Regions from separate parts of the Mus musculus genome. Here region 1 is linked to region 2. The links are chromatin loops, found by intact Hi-C in ENCODE. Cell type or tissue: left cerebral cortex. All regions are shown on one strand. Each heading gives the region's core, and the rest is flanking DNA. Links, peaks and the distances in the headings are about the cores only.

What was found. Hi-C counts contacts between places; a loop is a spot of excess contacts. Peaks named below come from ENCODE experiments on the same cell type or tissue, not always from the same donor. Only the 100,000 strongest peaks of a DNase experiment are listed, where the experiment ranks them.
Region 1: a loop joins it to region 2, with 3 times the contacts of the local background. A loop is called at or near these places in 1 of 42 quality-filtered maps.

The regions. Positions count from the first base shown.
Region 1 is chr14:66,353,348-66,365,479 of GRCm38, forward strand. Stmn4 (stathmin-like 4) reads left to right here. Exons shown (of 6, transcript NM_019675.3): 2 at 1,007-1,098; 3 at 2,239-2,334; 4 at 3,362-3,570; 5 at 4,499-4,690; 6 at 7,728-8,333. The coding sequence starts at 1,086. The coding sequence ends at 7,787. Among named protein-coding and RNA genes, the nearest start is that of Stmn4, 15 kb to the left of the region's middle. In left cerebral cortex, for the core only: a CTCF peak has its summit at 5,504 (motif pointing right); DNase peaks (open chromatin) are centred at 5,482 and 7,152; H3K27ac peaks cover 2,219 bases.
Region 2 is chr14:66,290,280-66,302,411 of GRCm38, forward strand. It overlaps Trim35 (tripartite motif-containing 35), which reads left to right and starts at 6,746. Exons shown (of 6, transcript NM_029979.3): 1 at 6,746-7,270. The coding sequence starts at 6,791. It overlaps 1700001G11Rik (RIKEN cDNA 1700001G11 gene), which reads right to left and starts at 6,850. Exons shown (of 3, transcript NR_038077.1): 1 at 6,530-6,850; 2 at 5,676-5,865; 3 at 5,048-5,307. In left cerebral cortex, for the core only: CTCF peaks have their summits at 6,361 (motif pointing right) and 7,803; DNase peaks (open chromatin) are centred at 4,822, 6,701, 7,334, 7,589 and 1 more place; H3K4me3 peaks cover 3,416 bases; H3K27ac peaks cover 3,201 bases.

The DNA of each region.
Region 1 (12,132 bases), core at 4,596-9,595, 63 kb after region 2:
TCATCTTCCTGAGAACAAAGTAGTAGTAGCCTCCTGGCTCATATCACTCTCTATTGGCACAGTGACCATCAAAGGTGGCCAAGCATTAAGCGGTCTTTATGCCAAGCACTCAATACTGGCTGTCAGTGAAGCCCTGTCCCCTCCCCTCTCCTAAGTACTCACAAATGCTCCTCTCTTGAGCTTCCTATCTCTTTTTGGTCCTCTCCTCTCTTGCCATATCCAGGTCTAGCTCCAACCAGCTTAAGAGCAATCCCTGCTTCCATGCAGGGTGTACTTGGCAGCTCTCCTCCTTGTCTCATCTTTTAAGGCTCATTTCAGGGACCCCTTAGGCCCCTCAGCCTTTTGTTGAGGAGAGATTCTTGTCTCTAGTCCTAAGATGGCCCCACATGCCCATGTATGTCTCTGCACTAACGTAATTATTTATGATGGTATATCTCCATGTGCGTGTGTGTGTGCGTGTGTGTGTGTGTGTGTGTGTGTGTGTGTGTGTGTGTCTCCTCTTATGGTCCAGGGTCATTTTCAGTGGATCCAAGGAGCCAAGCTGGTGGTTCCTAGAGGATGAAGTAGAAGGGTATCTCAAAGTGGGTTTCCTACTGGCCTCCTGTCAGAGTTGGCTGGAGGGAGGTCTGGGGTGGAGAAGTTTAGACAGCTATTTAATTTATAAACATTTCCAGACTAATTTGACTGAGGCCTTGCCTCTCACCTTCACCCTGACCTTGAGCCAGGCTATTACACTGCCCAGGGGGACAGATAAACACCCCTTAGAAATAAAGTTGGGGAAACTCATATTTCTATGTCCAGTGCCTCAAGTAAATTGTGAAAGGGATCATTGTGTGATCTGAACCTGCCTGGGTAGATGTGGAGGAGGAGAAGGGGAAAGTGAATGTTGGAGAGGAGAGGGCCTATAGGTCATAGCAGATGCCGTATCCCCAAGATTCCTTCAGTGCTTAAAAAGACAATCTTTATAGTAAGAGCCTGTCAATGTAAACTATTCTCTCTTTCTTAGGGCTGTGATCCAGTTCTGAGCTGGTGATAAACACTCCCCTGTGACTTTTGGTCAATTCAGCCACCAGATTCCAGCCAACATGACTCTTGCAGGTAGGTACATGCACCAGTCAGTGATGGACACCATAACAGAAGCCATCCCCACCCCCCTCTTCATGTGTATACTAAGGTGCATGTGTATGTGTGACACACACACATATGTGCATGGCCTACACGTGTGTTCAAATGCATGTAGAAATCAGAGGACAACCTCAGATGTCCTTTCTCCGGATTCCTCTGTCTTCCTTTTTAAAAGAAAGGGTCTCTCATTGGATTGAAGCATGTGGATAAGGCTGACCGGCCTGTTAGTGCCAGGGATCTTCTTATTCCTGCCTCCTCAGTGGCTTTTCCATGTGAATGCTGAGCCTCAGAACTTGTGTTTGCAGGCAAATATTTTACCAGCTCTCCAGCCCTCTTTCTCTAGGTATGTGTGCATGTATAAATGCACAGAAAGAAAGGGTAGAGAAACCAAGAGGCAAAGTCATTTATGAGTGGTGGGTGGGATCACAATTGAATTCTTCTTTCTCATTTGCTCCATGTGTATTATTTAATTTTAAAACAATGCCTTTGTAATAGTGTTGGAACTATGCCTTCAAGTTTATAAGAGAAAATGAACACTGGGCTATGTACTGAGGGAGTCTTTTATATTATAAATAAAACACGGTGCAATGGGGATAGAGCTGCAGAGGCCCCCATGATGACCTGTGACCTCCAGAAAGACTCAATCATGTCAAGAGTACATTTCTACTCTGTGGACAGCTTCTCCCTGGTTTGATGCCTATGCTGGGAAGATTTGAGGAGACTTCCACCCTGACCCCTTCTACAGTGGGCCTGGACTTTAAGGAGAGTAGCAATGAAGTCTCTCTATTAATATGTTTACCCCTTAGGCAGAAATTTCAAGTACTTTCACAAGAATGAAGTATAGATTTCCTACAAGCTAGTATCAAAGCCTTGGTTTATCCTTGAGTGGGAGTAGGAGATGGAGGGACAGGGTCAGGGCTGCTCTTGGGATCTTTACTTGAGAGTATTTAGCATTTGGTAGTAACAGAGGATAGAGTCATTTGGGTGAGTGAGAATGTCAAATTTCAAGTGTGAGGTGGCCCAGGCTTGGGAGCCAGAAAGTCTGAGCTGACTCACAGAAGTGCTGTTTTCTGGGACTGATGGACCCATCGTCACTGATGCACTCTCTTGTAGCCTATAAGGAGAAGATGAAGGAACTCCCACTAGTGTCTCTGTTCTGCTCTTGCTTCTTGTCTGATCCCCTGAATAAATCATCCTACAAATATGAAGGTAAGTGGGGGCTCGGCTGGGATAGGAAAGGGTGGAAGCTTCTGTGTCCTGTGTTTGTGGGTGTCCCCCCATTGACTCCTATCTCATAAAACTGTCCTAGTCATAGTGTGTCTTCTTTCCCAGAGCCCGAGGGGTCTGAGCCCAGGGGATGTGGTCTGGATGCCAGGCAGCCACTGGGGATCTGGATTGGGTCATCCTGGAGCACTCGCTCCTAGAGTCCCTTTTGCACATTCCTTGACGCCGCAGAGGATGCCAGGATAAGCCAGACACAGGTTCTGAGATTCTGTTCATGGAGACACAGAACAGAAAAGAAAACTTGGTGTATTCACCAGGGCTTCTAGGGACAGATAGAGATGCTCCCAGACAGGCCCAAGGCCCAGGCAAGCACTTCCAGCCTGGATGGTGACAGTGGTGCTGTCTGAGTCTCAAGACCTATCAGAGGGTACTGGATTGCCATGCTCTCAGGAGGAGTGGTCAGGGGACAGATAGGTCATCTCTTCATTTCTCTTTGCAAGGAAGGGATGGGTTTGGTCTGTCAATAAGAGAGATGGGTGTTTGGATGACCTGAGACTGTTTTTTCCATTTAGGCTGGTGTGGGAGACAGTGTAGGAGGAAAGGTCAAAGCCAGCGGAAAGGCAGTGCTGACTGGAGAGAAAGAAGAGAACAGGGTAGGCCGGAGCCAGGGGTGAGGTCCACAGGCCATCAGAGGGACAGGGCAAGGAGGGGCTGGGGTGAGGGTGGGTGAAATGAACTGGTTGTCTGTCATCAGCAAGGAACAACAGCAGGTGGTGTTGCTGTGACTGTTATCACAAATCACAGCTCCTGGGATCCTTGCCTAGGGAATCCTCAAACCTTACTCTGTCAAAGTCACTGACCTTAGGATCCAATATTCAGGATCAACCAGCCCCCTAGTCATTGGTGTGCCTTGGGACTCCCAGCTTCCCTGTGTCTGTGTGCATGTTCGCATGCTTGTTGGGGCCCCAGCTGCTCCTCAGAAGGTGAGCAGCCCCAACTCTGCCCTCCACAGCAGATACAGTAGACCTGAACTGGTGCGTCATCTCTGATATGGAAGTCATCGAGCTGAACAAGTGCACCTCGGGCCAGTCCTTTGAAGTCATCTTGAAGCCACCTTCCTTTGACGGGGTGCCTGAGTTTAATGCCTCCCTCCCAAGACGGCGAGACCCATCATTAGAAGAGATTCAGAAGAAGCTAGAAGCAGCAGAGGAGCGAAGGAAGGTTAGCAGCTGCATGTCTCTTTCTCCCGTCTCATCGTGAGCAGGACGTGCAGCCCCATAACTCTTTGTCCCATCCCAATGGGAGTGGGAAGGATATTTAGAGAGCACCTCCCGAGCCCTGGGCATAGACCAGGAATTCTCAGTCTTCCTAGTGCTGCAACCCTTTAATACAGTTCCTCATGTTATGATTACCGCCCCCACACCATAACTGTACCCCATTGCTCTTCATATCTTCATAATTATAATGTTGCTACTGTTATGGATTGTATGCAACTATCTTATATGCACCCCCACATGTTGAGAACCACTGGTGCAGACTAAGACACCACCTGAAGGAGACAAAACTATGAGTATACACTGGGTGAGCTTATAGTTTGGCTAATGGCTAAAGTGTCATAGTCCTCTCAGAGCTGGCTTTGTATGCAGCTTCCTTCTTCCCCATTGATTCTCGCTCCTCAGCTCAGATGCATTTTAATGTGAGCCTTTCTTCATCTTTCAAGGTAAAAGAAAAAAAAATAGCTTTCTCCATTTAATTGGGTGGTCCCTCCCTTTATATCCATGGCATTTATCACACACACATCTGAGTTCTGTTATTTATTAATATGCATGTTTACTTCTACTAGGCTAACTTTCTCCTTTTCCTGGTGTCTGGAGTTGTGAGGGTCTTGAAGTTCATATAAGATCACTTAGTACTTGTGAATGAATGAGCGGAAGAATGGATGAGGAAAATGAGAGAAGAGATCCAGAAGCTATTTAGGAAAGGGCCACTAAAGTCAAAGATGATGGAAAGCTTTGCAGGTGGTCTGAGCTCTCTGCTTCTGTGAAAGAGGACCAGGTTCAGGGATGCATCTCATCCGAGTGTGGCACTGTTAAGCTGTGATGGTAGAAGTTCAACCTAAAGGGTCTTCCTCTTTCTTGTGTTGCCCTAGTACCAGGAAGCTGAACTCCTGAAACACCTCGCGGAGAAACGAGAGCACGAGCGAGAGGTGATCCAGAAAGCTATCGAAGAAAACAATAACTTCATCAAGATGGCAAAAGAGAAGCTGGCCCAGAAGATGGAGTCCAATAAGGAGAACCGGGAGGCCCATCTGGCTGCCATGTTGGAGCGGCTGCAAGAGAAGGTAATCCATGCTGGATTGGCAGGAGGCTCCTTCCGTGGCAAGAACGTGTGACCTACACACCACTCTGGTGGAAGTAGCCTCTGCAGGAATGGAAATGCTTCTCCCAGGCAGGGTCCTCATTGTTCTAAGGGGATGATTTGGGAAGTCATAGGCAGGAAGCTCACATCACACTCTGGGGTGGCCTCTGGGGATCTTCTAGGGTTTTACAACAGAAATTACTCACTGTCTCAGGAGCCAGCTCACAGCCTTCTTTTCTAGAGAAAACCTGTCCAGTGCAAGTATCTCAGGAAAGGCACATGTCTACACACTTCTGGCTTATCGTTGAATGGGCAGATTTGGGTTAATGAAAGATGCTAACTTGAACATGACTCTGAGCCAGGTTTACAAGCTTGGTTGCCAGAACAGCAGGATACAGAATTCTCCCCAGAACTCCTCATAAGGGCAGAGAGTAGTAGGTTTTCCTCAATAGTCTGCCTTTGTCAATAACTCAAATGTCACCTGCCTATGAGCGGTGTGAGAGACTGAGGTTGGTCTTCCGTGTCATTCTTTGGAAGACATGCTGGCCTCATTCCCTGAGTCCCAGGCTGCCTCAGTTTCTCCTGCAGCTCCTGGGAAGCTTTAGCTCTGTGTTTTATTTCCAGGAGCCGCCTGCTGCGCGGTGACTCCCGGGACCGATCGGTGGCCTCGTCCCATGGTGAGCAGCGTGGTCCTTATTCCTTCCCGCCTACCCACCTAGAACCTCAGGCCCTTGGCAACAGTTACCAGAAAGATCTGGCTTCATCCAGGCATGTGAGCTGCACAGGCTGGCCAGTAGGTGGCAGCCCCATGCTCTGATGTTCAATTCCACGAAGGACAGCATGGCTTCTTTCTCCACTGAGTGCCTTAGAGGAGGGTCACAATCCGAGCATGACCTTGGGCTTCTCCAGTTAATGAGAGATATTGTAGGAAAATTTAAGATTGCCTTTACTTTTTAATACTGGGTCTCATGTATTCCAGGCTGGCCTCGAATTGGCTATGTAGCCGAGGATAGCCTTGAAATTCTTATCATTTTGCCTTCACCTCCAAGTGCAGGGATTGTAGCCTGCCCAGCCTGTTCTATGTAGGTTCTATGCAGGTGTGGGGCTTAAACCCAGGGCTTTGTGCATGCAAGGTAGGCAGCTGCTAACAGAACCACATCCCCAACCCCAAGGCAAATTCTTGAGGAAACCACAGTTTGGATGGGAGAGGTTATGGGCTTATAGACCCAGGTTAAAACATATCACAAAGCTAGACTGTATTGGAGCACTTGAACATTTGTTTATAAAACACTTTCATTTTTATCATAACATGGTTATCGAAAGTTTACAAGGCAAACATTCTTAGTTCAGACAAGGAAACCATTCCAGAGGTCAAATGATTCACAGAGATCTCCATGGTATACGAACAGTGAAGCTGGCCCTGGCCTCTTGTCCAAGTGACTGCTTTCTTGCCTGGCTCAGAGGCAACATCCCAGTATTTTCTCACTAGCTTTTTCTCATCAAGGGATTTCTGGAGACCAGAGGCCAGAGGCCAGAAACCCAGGGCTCTGCATAGCCAACTCACTTGAAACCAGAGATGGAGGCAGAGGTAGAGTGGCAAGGTTGTGTGTGGAATGTCAGCTGTGTACATCAGGTAGAAGCTAAGAATCAAGATGCCAGATCAGATATCTGAGAGGACAGTTTTCCTCTGAGACCTGATCTCCACTCATAATTACTCACTGGAGGAAGCAGGAGGCAGGAGGCAGGAGGCAGGAGGCAGGAGGCAGGAGGCAGGAGGCAAGATTGAGAGCTAGGTATATGTTTTCCTCTCTCCCTCACACCTCTGTCCCCAGACCTGGGATACCTTCAACATCAACAATGTTGTCCATGCTAGCTCTTGTGTTGTAGGTCATGACCAGAATTCCTAGGCCTAAAAACCCCATTCCAGACTTACTGCCTGACTTTCTAGGGGTAAGGTCTGACTCTGTGTGGACTCCAGGTCATGTGATAGATACCATAGTTTGAGAACCAGACATACTGCTCCTTGCTTTTAGCCTGTCGGAATTTCTAAGGGCTCCTGGAAAGACTAACTGTGGGTGAGGGTGTATCTTAGGAACCTGGGTGGCCTCAGTGGCTCTATTCCAGGTTAATCTGTCAACTCGTTGTGACAACACTGGAATCTGGGAGGGGGATCATTGGGTACCTTTTGTTTCTCACAATAGGGACTGGGAAACATAAAGAAGAAAAACACATATATGCTCCCAGCCTACAAGGACACAGATATTTATTTAGTGATCTGGAATCACATGGAGGCAGGTGTGGCATGGTCCCATGAGTGGACACTTGTCACACAGTTTCAGAGCTGAGCCAGCTGCCCATTCTAGTCCCTCTGGAAAGGTCCAAGAAGTTGAGTCCCAGTTAGATAAGACAGTCAGTTAAGGTCACACAGCTGGCTGGGGGTGGGAAGGAAGATCTAGTCTTTTGGCTGAAATATGCTACAAAGCAAATGAAGGTTGTCTTCCAACACATGTAAGGGAGCCCACTGTCTGGAGTCAAGCACTATTTCCCAACAGTTCTCTGTCAGTATGTAACTCAAGGGTCCTCCTCCTTCAGTCAGAGATTTAAGACGACGCTAGAGAGATGGGAGAGAAACAACACATCTGTGGTGTGTCAGGGATGCTGGCAACGGACTCATTCTTTTCCCGTTCCTTCTAAGCTGGCTGTCCTAAGCAGCCCCTTATGTTTAGTCAAGTGACCATTTTGAGCACCAGAATGACCAGTAGAGATAGAGAGGGCCTAGGGTATCTTGGGGTCACTGTGAGGTGGGTCCCCTGCAGGACGTGGGGACTCACCAGTTCGTGCACTCTGTGCCTTACACACCTGTGTCCCGCGTCTTACTCGCCTCCTTCCTCCCCTTAGGATACCTTCGCTGACAGCTCTGCTCTGCCCGTGGTGACCATCTTTTGCGTTCCATTCTCTTGCCCTTTGTCCTCCCCTGGCAGCCTTGTGTGACCCGCCTTTGTCCCTCCCTTCCTCCCCAGGACAAGCACGCAGAGGAGGTGCGGAAAAACAAGGAGCTGAAGGAAGAGGCCTCCAGGTAAAGCCCAGAGGCCAAGGAAGTTTCCAGGACAGCCGGACAGCTCCCGTAGCAACCTGGTTCCAGCAGCCTCGGCTGCTGGCTGCTCTCCCAGCACTGGGGTTCGGGGGGAGGGGGGTGGCCAAGGGGCGTTTCCTCTGCTTTTGGTGTTTGTACATGTAAAAGATTGACCAGTGAAGCCATCCTATTTGTTTCTGGGGAACAATGATGGGGTGGGAGAGGGGACAGTGAGCGTGTGGAAGAGGGAGGTGAAGATGAGCCCAAGGACATTGTGACACTGTCCACTGACTGCAGACTTGGGCCAAGGCCCCCGCTTTTCATGGCTCTGCCTGGACATCCGGCCTCCAGGTTCCGAGTGGAGAGAAGATGAGAACTGGGGTAGAAGTTCAGAGTGAAGGGCAGAGTCCTGGCGGGGTGGTGGCTGCAGGGCCAGCAGGACAAGCCCGTCTGGATGGAGTGAGACCTGCCCTGCAGCGGGTGGGATAAGGTCTGTGTGCGTCTGTTCATTGTCATCTTTTGATCATCATGACCAATGAAACATTTACTTCCAGTCTCCAGTGTTTTTATTTCCCATATTGGCTCTTTGCAGATGGGTAGAGTGTTTTAAAAGTTTGGCTTCCCACCTATCGGATGGCAGGTACCTTTTAATGTTTCCATCTAGGTATCCGGTGTGCTGGTTCATGCTAGACACTGGAATGATGAGAGCTTTGCCTCTCTTTCTCCTTTTAAACTCCTTTTGTGGGCTGTCCCTTGGTGGCTGGAGGCCACCGAGCTGATGAGAAAAGAGATGCTGTCTTTCCTATCTGTAGACTCACATCCTAGTACAGTCCCAAGGATTCATTATAAGAAGGACATTCTTAGCCTGTGTAGCTGCTATAACAAAATACCTTAGGCAGGGTAATGTATGAATGACAGGGATCTACTGCTTACAGTTCCCAAGGTGGGAAGGCTAAGATCAAGATGTCTGCTTTCTGTTAAGAAAACACACAGTACCTTCTTGCTGTGTCCTCTTGTGGTAAAAGTATGACAGGGGTCCATAGGCCTGGTTTATTATTTGCCCCATCTGTGAGGGGAGAGACCTCTGACCCAATCACCTCCTAAATGCTCCACCACCTGGTATTATGGGGGATGAAGTCTAATATATGACTTTTGAGGGAACAGCGCCATTCAGATATAGCAGAAACCCTCACCAAGGGCTTGGAGTCTAGACAGATCACAGAACTCCAGTGAGGAAATTTCATTTGTTAGAAGAAAGCAGAAGGGCCATGCTCTCTAGGACTCTAGGCCAGGGCTTCAGAGGACAGCCCTTCTGACTCTCTTCTGCAAGCAGGAGTGAGGTGGAGTCTTTATGAGCCAGATCCCAGGGCATCTCCACAACTTGCCTTAATGTGTTTTTGTTTAGCTTTGTATACAAACTCTTTACGGTTGCCTTAATATTCTCTTGGCAGTGCTGCTATAAGTGAGCGTCAGTTTAGGGTAGAATAGCTGGAAGAACAAAGGTGGCAGTGATGGTGAAGGTGACGGTGATGATGATGATAGTGGTGGTGACAATGATGTGATGATGCTGATGGTGATGGTGGCAAAGATGGTAGTGGTGATGTTCCTGGCAGCTCATACTTTTAGGCAGTACCTATTAGATGCCTATTTTCTAGACTTCCCACAAATGGGGCTTCATTCTTTGTACCAACTGTAGGAGAAAGCTGCTGCTGTCATCCCATTAGCCAGAACAAGAAACTGAGGCATAGAAAGCATAAATAGATTGCCCAAATTCCCACACATAGTAAGTGGGAGAAGAGGTCTTGAATTTGCAGCTTGTTCCCAAAGTCTATATTTTTAGTCTCCGCACAGTACAGCTTTCTGGCTCATCTAAACTAAGCCACAAATCCCCAGTCAGGGTTTCTCAGACCGAGTTGTGACTCACTGGGTGGTGAGACCAACTCTGTGGTCCCACTCAGCTTCTTTTTCTTTCTTTTCCTTCTGTCGTGCTGGAAATGAAAAGCCATAGTCATAGAGGAAAAGTATTTTCTGCCCAGAATTGACATAAATAAAAGTTTTAATAAAGAATAGACACTGTAGACAGACGCACAGTGAGCAAATTCTCAGAGAAAGAATCACTCATTATAGCAAGGCGTTCTTATAGTGAAGGGATCTCTATGGGGAAGGGGACCTTGTAGGAGTGGATCGTTACAGGGAAGGAATCCATGTAGGGAAGGGATCCTTTCTTGCAATTAAGTTACATGACTGCCTTTCCTGGACCATCTGTGCAGGGTCTATTTGAACAGATAAAAGGAAGGCAGCTTGCTTTCTCATTACCAGTAGCTGTTATAACATCATTTGTCTTTCCTAAGGCTGGCTGTTTGGATGAGGTCCTAGAGTCTTGGGAGTTAGGCTTTAAGTAGGGCAGAGGCCATGACAAATCACTATGTTGGGTTTCAAGCAGTTAATGTCTCACGGTTAGAGTATTTTTGGTGTTTTACTTTTGGCTTTCTTGGTATGGTTTTTTCCTTCTTTCCCTTATTCTCTCCCTCCCATCCTTCCTAGTAGAACAGAAAACAACACATCAAAATTAATTTTAGTAATGAAAGTATGTTTTCCTGGAAATTATCAATTTTTATTTTGTGGCCATATTTCCAGGGCACCACACAGAACACATTTCTTCCTCAGGTTGACAACCAAGAACCCTTTGAAAGCTGCAGCTTTGGGAAGAGCTCAGAGACAGGATCAGGCTGTCTAGGCTGCAGTCTTTGGGGGCTTCAGGAAGCTGCTGTGGAGGCCAGTGTAGAATGAAGCCTGTGACTTCAGATTTGCTTTTTTCTTGATAAATAGAGAAAAGAGAATAGCCTTGAGGGTCTCATTTCAGAAATTAACTCCATCATCATCTTCACCTCTTCTGTGGACTGAAGGCTAGGAGCTCTCTCAACCCTTCCTCTTCCCCTGTTCCCTTCCCATTCTCAGACAGTTGCCCTTCACTCAATGCTCTTGTCCTTCTATATGCTTGTCCCTTGCTTGGGTTGTTCTTCCCTTCCTTGCTTGGTTCCTAACTGTTCCTTTAAACCCAGCTCGGATGTTATGTCCTCTACTCTGCTAGAGCTTCTGCTTTTGTGTATTCTGGTTACACACACTTCATTGCTTAATCTCACCTATTAGACAAGACCAGGTTTAGGAATCTTTGCGTCCTTAGCAGTGGGTGTTTGGCTAAACTGGGATTAAGAACATCAAGGTGACCTACAGATAGGTGAGTGAGAGCTAAGGATGAAGAAAACAGTCACATGACAGCTCCACTTGTGTAGCCTTTTCCTTAAGCTCCTTGTAGAAGATGGAGATCTGAGGTGGCTGACAGCCTGGAGAGACAGCTCAGTTGCTGGATGTATAAACGTGAGGAGCTGAGTTTGGATTCCAAGCACCCATGTAAAACCCAGGCATGGTGCAGCGCTGGGGATTTGAAGACGGGAAGATCCCTGAGGCTTATTGGCTGGCCAGTCTAGTCAAATTGGTAAAGTGGAGGTTCAGTTTGAGACTGTCTCAAAAAAGTGGGGAGCAACTGAGGAAGATGTCTGGTGTTGCTCTCTGAGCTCCAACATGCACCTTCACCTGCACACACTTGCACAAATGTGAATGCCAAAGATTGGAGGTAGCTGATCAGGGTTATGCAGAAGGTTGAAGTTCATCTCCATGACAACTTGAGACCTCACCAATCCCTAGCCCTTGACAGAAGACCTGAACACAGGACAGATGTGTATATCATGGAACATCTTCCAGAGTCTAGGCCACCAGTAAACATTTCCTGCAGTGAAAGTGGCCACAAATCAAATGTGGCAGGAGGGGATGAAGTGGATGGAGGATGAGTTTATAAGAGACATGTGGTTCTGAGGTCCTCGGCTAGTGACTTTCAATGGTAAGCACTCTATAATCCTGAAGCAGCAATTTTGCTTTAAGCAAGCAGAGAGCACAGCGTTTTCTTTGGATGACTGGAGCCTGAATGGTGGATGAGCACCAAGGGGCATCCCATTCAGCCCCCAAATATAAATTAGAAGCCTGTTGATGATTATCTAATGCCAAGCCTAAATTATTTTACATAGAAACAGCTTTCCCACAGTTTAGCTAAGAATCAGTATATCTTGCTCAGTACACAGCCTTCCCCTCATTAAACTTCAGTGAACACTGGAATCCAAAGATATGGGAGATTAAAAACCCTAAGGGAGTAAACCAGCTTCAGTAGGCACAGGAAGGAGTGGGGTGGAGACACACTCTTGCACATCCATCCCTCCTTGTAGTAATTGTTGTAGAAATCTGGCCCCAGGTTTCTACCCTGCCTTAGTTATTTAAGTTCCCAGATGACACACTCACAG
Region 2 (12,132 bases), core at 4,382-9,381:
CTTGTCTTTTTGCTAGTCAAGGCGATGCTGAGCCTGGCTTGGACAGAGGCCTCTTGTGAAGGGGCTGCCTGTTCCTTCACATTAAGAGCTTCCTTTCTGGGCATTCATGAAGAAAAGTTCCTAGAGGGAACCATGCTTTACAATGAACTTCCTTCCTACAGGGCTGACTGACTGATTTGTACTTCAGTGACCGGGGAAGAGTTGGAATGTTGCAGGACTTATTACAATGTATCTTGCGTTATCTCTAGCCGCCCCCCCCCCATGCCCATTCCTTACCCTCTGTCTTCTAAGCAGTCTTTACCATCTCCAGTAGCTGTGGCCATCTAACCATCCCTAGCCTGAAGCAGGCAGTGCTTGTTCTTATGAGACACCCCCCTACATTCTCCCTTTAGCCCTCACCTGTACCCAAACTTCTTTGGCTTAAATGACAGACCCCACAAGGGCATGGGCAGGGGACACAAAAAAAAAATTGCCGTAATAATTAGTGACTAAAACCTCAGATTAAACATGTAAGGAGTCAGGTATGTTTCTAGCAGTGCTCATCTGTGTTATGTCACATGACTTCATTACAACCTTGATTCTGAATACACAACACGTGTGCTTTGCACTGTGCATGTTGACTGCACTTACAGCACCTCAGCTTGATTTTAAGATTATTGTAAGTCATAAACGGTAGCTCTTTACTCTACATGGCTTTCTTCTCTTTTGGAGATACGATATATTGACTAAATGTTTGAGGTTAAAATTACTGTTTGAGGAATACTGAATGGCTGAGAAGTACCTGAAAATATGTTCAACATCCTTAATCATCAGGGAAATGCAAATCAAAACAACCCTGAGATTCCACCTCAAACCAGTCAGAATAGCTAAGATCAAAACCCAGGTGACAGCAGATGCTGGTGAGGATATGGAGAAAGAGGAATACTCCTCCATTACTGGTGGGATTGAAAGCTGGTACAACCACTCTGGAAATCAGTCTGGTGGTTCCTCAGACAATTGGACATAGTTCTACCAGAAGATCCAGTAATACCACTCCTGGGCATATACCCAGAAGATGATCCAACTTGGAATAAGGACACATGCTCCACTATGTTCATAGCAGCCTTATTTAAAATAGCCAGAAGCTGGAAAGAACCCAGATGTCACTCAACAGAGGAGTGGATTCAGAAAATGTGGTACATTTATACAATGGAGTACTACTCAGCTATTAAAAACAATGAATTCATGAAATTCTTAGACAAATGGATGTATCTGGAGGATATCATCCTGAGTAAGGTAACCCAATCACAAAAGAACACATATGATATGCACTCACCGATAAGTGGATATTAGCCCAGAAGCTCAGAATATCCAAGATACAATTTGCAAAACACATGAAACTCAAGAAGAAGGAAGACCAAAGTGTGGACACTTCAAACCTTCTTAGAAGAGGGAACAAAATACCCATGAAAGGAGTTACAGAGACAAAGTTCAGAGCAGAGACTGAAGGTATGACCATCCGAGACTGCCCCACCTGGGGATCCATCCTATAAACAACCACCAAACCCATACACTATTGCAGATGCCAACAAGAACTGGCTGACAGGAAACTGATATAGTTGTCTCCTGAGAGGCTCTGCCAGTGCCTGACTAATACAGAAGTGGATGCTCACAGTCATCCGTTAGAAGGAGCACAGGGTCCCCAATGAGGGAGCTGGAGAATGTACCCAAGGAGCTGAAGGGGTTTGCAGCCCCCTAGGAGGAACAACACTATGAACTAACCAGTACCCCCAGAGCTCCCTGGGACTAAACCACCAACCAAAGAAAACACATAGTAGGACTAATGGCTCTAGCTGTATATGTAGCTGAGGAGGGCCCAGTCAGTCATCAATGGGAGGAAAGGCCCTTGGTCCTGTACCAGTATAGGGGAATGCCTGGGCCAGGAAGCAAGAGTGGGTGGGTTGGGGAGCAGGGGGGGGGAGAGGATAGGGGATTTTCTGAGGGGAAACTAGGAAAGGGATAACATTTGAAATGTAAATAAAGAAAATATCTAATAAAAATTGCTGTTTGACTTGTTGACTGAGTTTCATTTTGAGACAATCATTAATTGAATTTTGGCTTGGGCTGAGGACAGAATCTCCAGCAAATTCAGAAGTGACCTAAACGTACTTCTGCCATTTTGTTCTGTGCATTCATAGGAAGCAATATTCTTCGCTTTTGATTTTTTTTATATAAAACAGAAATATTGATCAACTTCGAAAAATGTTGAAAGGCAGTATCTAAAATTCAGCTAAGATTTAATCCCGGCAGCATTTATGCATAAATTTAAAAAACCCAACATAAAGTTTATGTAGAAACACAAGAGATTTCCGATAGTTGAAACAAGTTTTAAAAGAACAAGGTCTGAATTCTACACTTTTTTATTTGAAAACCTACTATGAACATATAAACTAGATGATCCTGGCACAAAGACAGACACACAGACCAATAAGATGGACTTCAGAAATGAACCCACGTATGAACCCAGTCAAGTGAGTCTCAACAAATGTGTTATGACTACACAACAGAGAAAGGCTCATCTCTTTGACAAATGATGATGAGGAAATCCAACATCCACACACAAAAGAATCAATTTGTGTATTATATCAAATGTCACTCAGAATAAATGAACAAGTAACAATAAGGGGAGACAACAGAAAACACTTCCTGGCCTTGGGTTGGGCTCAATACTGAGAACATAAACAATGAAAGTAAAACAGGATACTTTGGACTAAACAAACTTAATGTGCGGGAGCCAAAGGACACAATCAATGGAGTACAATGACAACCCAGAGAACAGAGGGTAGGGTCTGCAAGCCATAGACCTGGTAAGGAAGGAGCTAATATCTCAAGTTTACAAAGAACTCTTATACATCAACTAAAAGCCCAATAGCCTGATTGAAAACTGGGCAGACTTGGTGTGGTGTTGTGTTCTATAATTCAGCTCTTATGAGGCAGAAGGATTAGGAGCGCGAGGCCAGCTTAGGCTACACTGCAAACTCAAGGCCAGGCTGAATGAACTGCATCTCAGGTGTCGTCCCCTAAAAGGGAACAAAAGGTTCAGATTCTCTCCAAAGGAAATATCCAAACAGTGACAAACATAGAAAAGAGGGTAGCATTGCTGATGGTTAGGGGAACTTTAAAAAAATCCAAAACCCACAACAACAACAACAACAAAAAGACAAAAGAAAAACTCCATTAAGATGGCTATAATGACATAAAAAAAAAACCTAGGAAGTAAAAGTGTTGGCACAGAATAGATATAAACAGTCAGAACATGTCCCCACTGGAAAGCAGCGTGGTGGTCACTCAGAAATCTAAGGGGCAATGCATATCAGTAGTAATTCCACTCTGGGGCATATACTCCAAGGAATGAAAAAAAGTGTCTCAGAGAGGTCTCTGTACACTCATATTCACAGTTGCATTGAACAGCCAGGAAGTGGAAGCAACACACCTTTCAGTGATGCACAAGGGGATAGAATGTGATTTAAACTTGCAAGGGACTTTATATGAAAATGGGGGAAATGATGAAATGGACTGGAGCAGGGACAAACCTTGAGGTGTCCTTGGGGCTCTGCTCTTCCTGGTGCCCCCATTTGTCACCATCTGTCTATGTGTGAGATGTTTCAGTGATAGCGGAAGGTTAGTCACCAAAAGGAAAATGCAGTGTGCATCCATCCACTTACAAAAGGGAACTGGAGTACTCGAGTACATAGAGACAAAAGTACAACGGAGGTTTCTAGGGAGCAGAAAGCAGGGAGTTGGTTAATGTGTAGATGAAAAGATTTGTAGATAATGGGCTTTGCACAACAACAAAACATACTGGGCACTGCCCAGCTGTACACCCCCCCCCAAAGAATCATTAATGTGTTTTGACATTGTGTATAATATACAACTATAAATTTTAAATGCAAAAAGGTAAGAGTAAGAATGTAAATTTTTATGTGACATCTCTAATATGTGACTTGGGTCAGTTCCATCATAAACCAATAGTTTTTTTTTGTTGTTGTTGTTCATTTCTTTGTTTTTGACACAGGATCTTGATTTCTAGCCAGACAAGAAGGGTGGCGCTGGCACTGTCACTTTCCGAAGTGGTAGGGAAGACCAGTTGCTTCATAACTAACCTTGGGGGCCTTATGTGTACTTATAGTTTAAAAGATCATAAATAATACACATGACAGACTGAATCAAAGATGTCTGCAGCCCAGTCGATCCAGAGGCAGGTGGTTTCCTACCCTGGTATATCCCTAGTCACCTACTATAGCATGTTTTCTGTAAGCTCATGTTTTCCCTCCCAGTCCCAAGCTCCTGGAATAATGACTCTGAGTCTTAAATATATTTACATACAAATGCCTTGGCCAAATACTCTGGGTCGTTCCCTGGCTAGCTTAGAACTTAACCATCCCGTTATTCTATTCCAAGTTCTGTCACGTGACTGGTTACCTGGTCCTCAGTTACTTGTGACCATCTATCTCATCTATGTCTGGGGCTGAATCTTTCTTCCTCTCCCCCAGAATCCTTCCTCTGAACTGGACCTTCCACCTCCCTGTTTCCTGCCTAAGCTAATAGGTTAATAGCAGTTTTATTGACGGGCGACTCTTCCATACAGAATGCGATTCTCTCTACAACTTGTACTGTACAGCACTTGTGAGGGATGGCCTCCCTGACTTAATTCAGAGCAGCTAAGCACCCTTCATCCTCCCTTGCAGACTCCAGGCTTTAGAAAAGGTCTAAGCCATGCAGTCTTCACTGAGAGGATCAGGCTACTCTCTCTTCCTTACAGGTTTCCCTGGCAACTGATGAATAAGCTCTGCTGACTCTGCAGCTCCAGCTGCCTGTGTTTAAAGATGCTATCAGCAACTCTCCTGCTGAACTGGGCCTTCTCCTGCCTGTAATACTTTCTGTCACCTGATATCGACAGAACCATACTAATAATTAGCACTCGCCTTTTCTCTTTGTTTGTTTGTGCTACTTAAACACTTGCAGGTAAAGTGGATTCCTGGTAGACAGCACATAGTAAGGCCTTGCCTTTTCATGCCATAGAACAATCCTTGCTTTTATTCCTTGATCTCTGCTTTAAACAGAAAGGAGGAGAGAGAAAGAGGAGGGGAGGCTAGAAGGGAGGTAGGCATGCCGTCCTTCTTTGCCAGGGTTTCAGCAGACACCCAAAAGTCCATGCCTTGGAAACTCAATCCTTAAATTGGAGTTGCTAATTGAAATGAGGCTTGTAGAAGGAGGTTCTTCAAATGAGGCGATGAGGGCAGAGCCCAGTCCTTGTTAGCTCTATTCCTGTGAAAGAAACCATGGCCAAAAGACCTCTGGGTCATGGTCTGTTGAGGGATGCCAAGGCAGGGAAACTCAAAGCAGGAACCTGGAAGCAGGAACTGAAGAGGCCACCATGGAGGGGGTACTGCTTAACAGGTGGCTCCTCATGGCTTGCTCAGATTGCTTCTTTATACAAGCACCTGCCCTGGGGGGGGGGGGGTTGAGGGAGTGCATGGGGGGAGGGACATAGCCCACAGGGGACTAGGCCTTCCCAAATCAATCAAGCCTCCTACAGAACCATCTTATGGATGGTTTCTTCCATAAGATGTTTTCTCCCTTCAGGTTTCCTCTTTCCAAATGACTCCAGCTTGCGTCAAGTTGACAAAACTTACCAGCATGGACTTTCCATAAACACCACCAGTGGCTTTACAGGAAGAAGTGAGATCTGAGCAGGCAGGCTTGTCTGTCTGGGCATGTGACTCTCTCTATCGCATCAAGATGCAGCAGGAAGGCTGGCACACAGTTCTTGAATATCCCTGCCTCTGGAACCTCTATTCTTTATAAACCATCCCGTCTGTGGTTCTGGCAAGAGGAATAGGAAAGAGACCCAAACACACTGCCTTTTGTAATTGTTTATCTAGTGCATTTTTTAAAAATTGTTTCATATGATCCCAAGGAATTTGCAAATCTGCAGTGCCTTGCTGAATTAGTGTGTATGTTGGGGTAAGACAGCAGCGGAAGGTTACAAATATCAACTAGGAATGGGCAGCTGGGAACATTCAGACTGCCTTTCTTGCCAGAATCCAAAGTGGATTTTTTTTTTTTTTTTAAGTGTCCCTGTGTAACCCAGGCTGGTCTCAAACTCTTGATCCTCCTGCCCCAGCCTCCCAAATGCTGAGATTACAAGCATGTTCATCACGACTTTCTCACCCTGACTTTAATGAAGATGCCACGAGCATGCTTCCCTATTAATTTCGTTCTCACACGTCCTTTTCACGGAAACCACCATTTTACACTGGAACTCATTTATCCAACCACAAGCCGGGAATCTCAACTCCTCAGGTCTTCCCGCTACCTCGAGGTGGCAGTAAGCCCGACCAAAGTCAGCGGACGACCTATGTGAGGGTTTTGAGAAACCATTCCCAGTGCTGCATGACCTCCCCCCCCCCTACTGCTTTGGGCCCAGGTTCAGACCCCACCTAGGGAGCTCAGGAGTTAAGCCATGGACATCCCTTCCCATCTATACCAGGAGTCTGAGATAGCGGGAATTGCTTAAGGATGGCGGCCCGTGGCTTCACTTCCTATTTGACAACGGAAACCCGACACTGCAGTGGGACGACAGATCCTTCCGCCTTGGAGCTAACGGAGATCGCGGACCACACCTCCTCTGGGAGACCCCGCGCAAGACGGAAGTGGGAGGGTCCACGCCCTCAAAGCCCATCCGTGATTGGTTGGAGCCGCCTTAAGCTCCCAGATCTTCAGCAGGGACAACGCCCGCAGGCTAGGCATGAAGGCGGCGACACCGGTGGTGGTGACGGCGGCTGCTCCTGCGATGGAGCCGGGCCCTTCTGTGTCCCCGGGGCCTTCGCGCTCCTTCAAAGAGGAGCTGCTGTGTGCCGTGTGCTACGACCCGTTCCGCGACGCAGTAACTCTGCGCTGTGGCCACAACTTCTGCCGCCGGTGCGTGAGCGGCTGCTGGGAGGTGCAGACGACGCCCTCGTGTCCGGTGTGCAAGGAACGAGCGGTGCCCGGGGAGCTGCGCACCAACCACACGCTCAACAACCTGGTGGAGACCTTGCTGCGCGAGGAGGCTGAGGGCGCGCGCTGGACCGGTCGCCGGTCCCCGCGCCCCTGCCGTGCGCACCGTGCCCCGCTCACGCTCTTCTGCCTGGAGGACAAGGAGCTGCTGTGCTGTGCTTGCCAGGCCGACGCCCGGCACCAAGAGCATCGTGTGCAGCCCATCAAGGACACTGCGCAAGACTTCCGGGTGAGCACCGCGCCAGCCCGCCCTGGGGACCCCCGGCCTGCCCCTCCCCCTCCTCCAGGCCTAGCAACCATCTTGCCCCCGGTCCAGGCCAATCTGAACAACGATGGGGAATAGTATGGTCTGCAGACATTTGGGCTTGGCGCGGTCATTTTAGAAATGGAAGAGGCCAGGACCTAGCAGAGTTCTAAGGCCTTGAGATTTCCCCTGCCCAGCAGTGCCTTGATCAACGGGTTACAGAGCCGTAAGAAAGGCCTGTGGCGCTTGCCTGCTGCCTTGCTCCTCTTACTCTTAGTATCCAAATATCTGGAGTTCCAGTGGTTATAATTAAACCAAGAGCAGCTGACACAGCAAAACTAGCATGGCGGGGAAGGGTGGGTGTCGGGGCTGTAGGAGATCACGCTAGGCAAGTACTTTACCTCGCAGCTGCACCCCAAGCCTACTTTTGATTTTGAGCCAAGCTCTTAAATTAGCCAGGATGGCCTTGAACTTTTCTTTGCTTGCCTCAGCCTTTCGAGTGGCTGAGATTGCAGGCTTGTGCCACCAGGCCCAGTGAAAAAGTCTTTGTTCTAAAACAGAAAAAAAAAAAAAAAAAAGGCAGACATTTTCGATAACAATTTGACCTAATCGCTTAGATATGCATGCTCCATTGCTTTCCAAAACATTCATACTGACATATTGACTGATTTTTCTTTTTTTAAAGGGTTTCTGAAATGTCCATTTTACTCTGGCAGTATCTTGTTACTTTTCTCGTTTAAAGTCATTGATGTACTGAAACAGCTAAATTTGTTTCATCAGCCACTAACACACGGGTCAGACCCACAGTTGGGAGGGCCCAGGGTTAGCCACTAGGAAGCCTGACATAGTGAAAAGGAGGTACTGTAAGAGCCCACTGGGCCTGATCTTCAGACGCCCTTTCTCCACTTGGTGAAATGTCTTTTTTTGAGAATCAGCAGTTGATGGCAGCTCCATACAGATTGGAAGCAGAGCAGATGGGTGCTGTCTACATCCACGTTCCTCCAGTTATCCATCATATTAGCTCAGCAGTGGTTCATAGTGCCTGTTCCCTCGTTCATTAGTGCTAGATCTCTTATTTGGCATAGCTGAAATAGACAGCCTAGAAGTTTAGGTCCTGGTTCGAATTCCCCTGGGCTAGCAAAGGTACTGATTAGCATGGGTGGTGTCCTCAGAATGGGGTAAAACATCAACCGAAGGCCTGTGATCCAGGGGACAGAGAGCGTGTGGGCCTGGAGACTGCCTTCTGTTCTTGCTGGCTGCCTCGTTTTGATTAGGAGGTCCGAGGGACACTGGAAGTGAGATAGGTGGTAATAATTCCCACTCTCTGGGAGCTTCTAGCAAAAATCTAAAGAACCTAGAGGCATTAACCAGGTGAAGGAGGTGAGGGGAGGTTTTTGCAAGAAGATGCTGCAGCATATAGAAGATTCTAGAAGAGAGGAAGCTTTGGACACCAGGTGAGGCCAGAAGGCTGAAGTCTTATTCTGCATCTTAGAATGGTGGTGCAAAGCCAGTGGGTGCTCAGTGTGAGTGAGCCTTGAAGAGCAGGGAGTGGGGCTGATCTGAAAGATCCCAGGAGTCCTCAGGCTGTGTGCTCAGCCAGATGCAGTGTGGCCTCTTCATGATGTATTCATGTGTGAAATAAACATCCTAAGAACCTCTTTGATTCTCACACCCTGTTCTAGATATTGCGGCTGCTTAAGTCCGCAAGACAGCCCCCCTGTTCTACTCAATTTCATCTTGACACAGCCTAGGGTCGTCTGAGGGGATTTCAGTTGAAGGATTGCCTCAAATGGATCAGCCAGTCAGAGAGATTGTCTAGATTGGTGATGGGTGTGGGAGGGCCCAGTACATTGGTCCTGCCTGGGTAGTGTAAGGCCAACGTGGGCTCTTCCATACCAATCAGAGGGGATGTCTTATAGACAGCATACCTCCATTATTTCCATAATTTCTACATTAGTTTTGCTTGATTTCCTGCCCTGATATCCCTCAGTGGTGGAGTATGACTAGGAAATATAAGCTGTAATAGACCCTTTCTTCCCAGAGTTGCTTTTTGGTTGTCATGGCAGCAGAAACCAAACAAGAACACTGTTTGCAGTAGTCGACATTTCAGAGGAGTTGGTGAGGCAGTCATTAGATAAGCTGGTTCAGTGTGGTTGGAGATGGGTATGGCTTGTTAAGGGAGCAGGCAGCATAGGAATGACCCACTGTCAGGTAAGAATGGTGAGATTGACTAAGCTTGGCCCTGCCGGGTACCCTCAGGAATCCCAGAGGTGGGTGCTTAGAAAGATCCCTTTGGCCTCCGTGTTGATAACCCAGCAGCAATAATCTCTGAGGATTTCTTACTCTGTGTTAGGTGCCCTGAAGTATTAACAAAATTTACTGTCCACAGAACCCCTGAAGCTGTATGAGGGTTAATCTTGACTGTGGCAGTAAAGTACAACTTCTTGAGTGCCTGCAAGTGTTCCAAGAATGGGACCCTGACCCTGTGAGTGAATCCTGGTTCATCACTTGATGGCCTCCTGAGGAGGTTAGGTAAGGTAGGAGACAGGGCCTAGCTTGAGGAAGGCAGTTTGTGGAACTGTTCTTGGAGGCTGTGTCCTAAAGCTCCTATCTCTGCTTCTTGGCCACCTCTGGTCCCCCCCCCCCCATACTCCCACCCCTGTGAGGGACAAAGCTGACACTTTCAGAGCAGCAAAATGAAGAATTCTTTTCTCTGGTTGTCCTGTTGGGTTTGTGGTTCACAGTCCTGCAAAAGTAATAAAGGTTGTGTGTGTTCGTTTTTCTATCACTACGGCGGGGCAGACACATTCATGGGACACTGAGGGGGATGGTGATGAGCTGGGACTTTGTCCTGATGCAGTGGGACCTGATGGAAGGAAGGGTGACAAGATTTTGGAACATGTCATAGCGGATCAATCCAGAGCTCAAGAAAAAAACCTGAATGCTCAGAGGGACCAGAGGAAGTCCTCGAGTACAGTGGTCACAGGTTTGCATAGACACACTTTGTGTGTGTGTGTGTGTGTGTGTGTGTGTGTGTGTGTGTGTTAATGGGGTTGTGGTGTGTGTATGTATGCAGGGGCTAGAGGTAGGCAAGGTCAGCCTTTCCTTGATCTCTCTCTCGTTAAATTTTGACACCGGGCCTCACACTAGATCTGAATCTCCATTTTGAGCTAGGTTTGGCCATTGAACTCCAGGGATCCAGAGCTGAGACTACAGGTATGTGGGTGCTCAGGACCAGAATTGAGGTTCTCCTACTTCACACACTTTACTGGCTGACTCGCCTCCCCAACCCCACGTTTCTTCTCAAAGGGAAAAGTATCCCAGCAGTATGGCTTAGATGTGCTATTGCTTATGTGTATACGGATAAAGTTCCTCATATAAGCAGTGACCAAAGGAAGTTGGCATACTGCGTCTCAGTAAAACTAGAATCAGTGCCATTCTAGCTGGGAGATTAGTTTGAGGTTGTTTGCATTGGTGAAATGAAATCTTTGTCCTTGGCAAAGAGTTGTGAGTTTTCTGTCAACCTTAATCCAAATTGAGGTTCACACTCTTGGAGAGAGCAGGGTGCTTCCCCGGTGCACTTCCGATTCCCTTCCCTGGAGTGGCCTCTAATGTACTTACTGGAGAGAACGAATGTGGTAACGAAGTGACCCACAGTGCGCGGATGAGTGCGGACGGGGGCATAGCGAGTGCTCAGTGGACGGAGGTCGCCATTGTAATTAACACTGGATTTGTTTCTGGAAAAGCCTATAACACATTTATGGAATGTAGAGAGGAAAGGATAAAAGTGGAGAGAAGTTAATAGGCCTTGGATGCAAAAGGTAATAAGAACCCAACTTAAAACTCAAAAGTGTTTCTTCCGAATTCCAGCTTAGCAGCAACAATTAAAAAATGTAAAAGCATTGAGGGGATGGAGAGTTGCTGAGGCGGTTAAGAGCACTGGCTGCCCTTACAGAGCACCTGAGTCTTGTTCCTGGCACCTACATGGAAGCTCACAACAGTCTGAAACTCCAGTACCAAGGAATCTAACATTCTCTTCTGGGCACTGGGCACAAGCCACAAACGCACTTCACAGACACATGTGGGAAAAACACACATAAAATAAAAATCTTCAAAAAACCAAGTGTTTGAGCACCTTCCTTAAATTGATATATATGTGTGTTCATTAAAACAAAAGTGATTTTATTTTTTAAAATTAAGCAGGATGCAAGATAGATGGCTAAATGGGTAAGTACTTACTGAGTGCTTGGCTCAAGTTCCAATTCTAACATAAAAAGTGAGATCACATGATTACCTCAACTTTAGCTCTGTTATGGGGCAGAATAAGGAGGTTCTTAGGAATTGCTGGGTAGGCCTAGCTCTAGATTTAATGAGATACTTTGTCTGGATTATGGTAGTCTAAGGCTCAGGGGACATTGAGGAAAAGCCAGACAATCAGTGAGTTGGCTGTGGGTCTGTCTCCTGGGATTGTCAAGAGTGAACCCCATGTCTCGCCAATGACTGCCTGAGCAAGGGCTCAACAGGGGCAGCGTGAGTGGACATTCCAGAGTGGATGGCGGAAGGTCACGGACCAGCAGCCCTACACAGAGAACTATAGGCAACTGATGTGGTGGGGGTGTAGTTCCCTGGGGGAAGAGCACACCAGCTGGTTATCCAATACCAAATATCCACTCCTGAACAGCACATTTACAAGGAATATACACAGACTGAGCAGGGTTAGCTAGGAGATTATGTGTATATAAGTGTATGCATATGATGATATGTGAGAAGGGCTATGAATTTGAAAGGAAGCAAGGAGGGCTTGGAGAGAAAGGCAAGGGATAATGGTGAAATTCTCTAAAAAGACA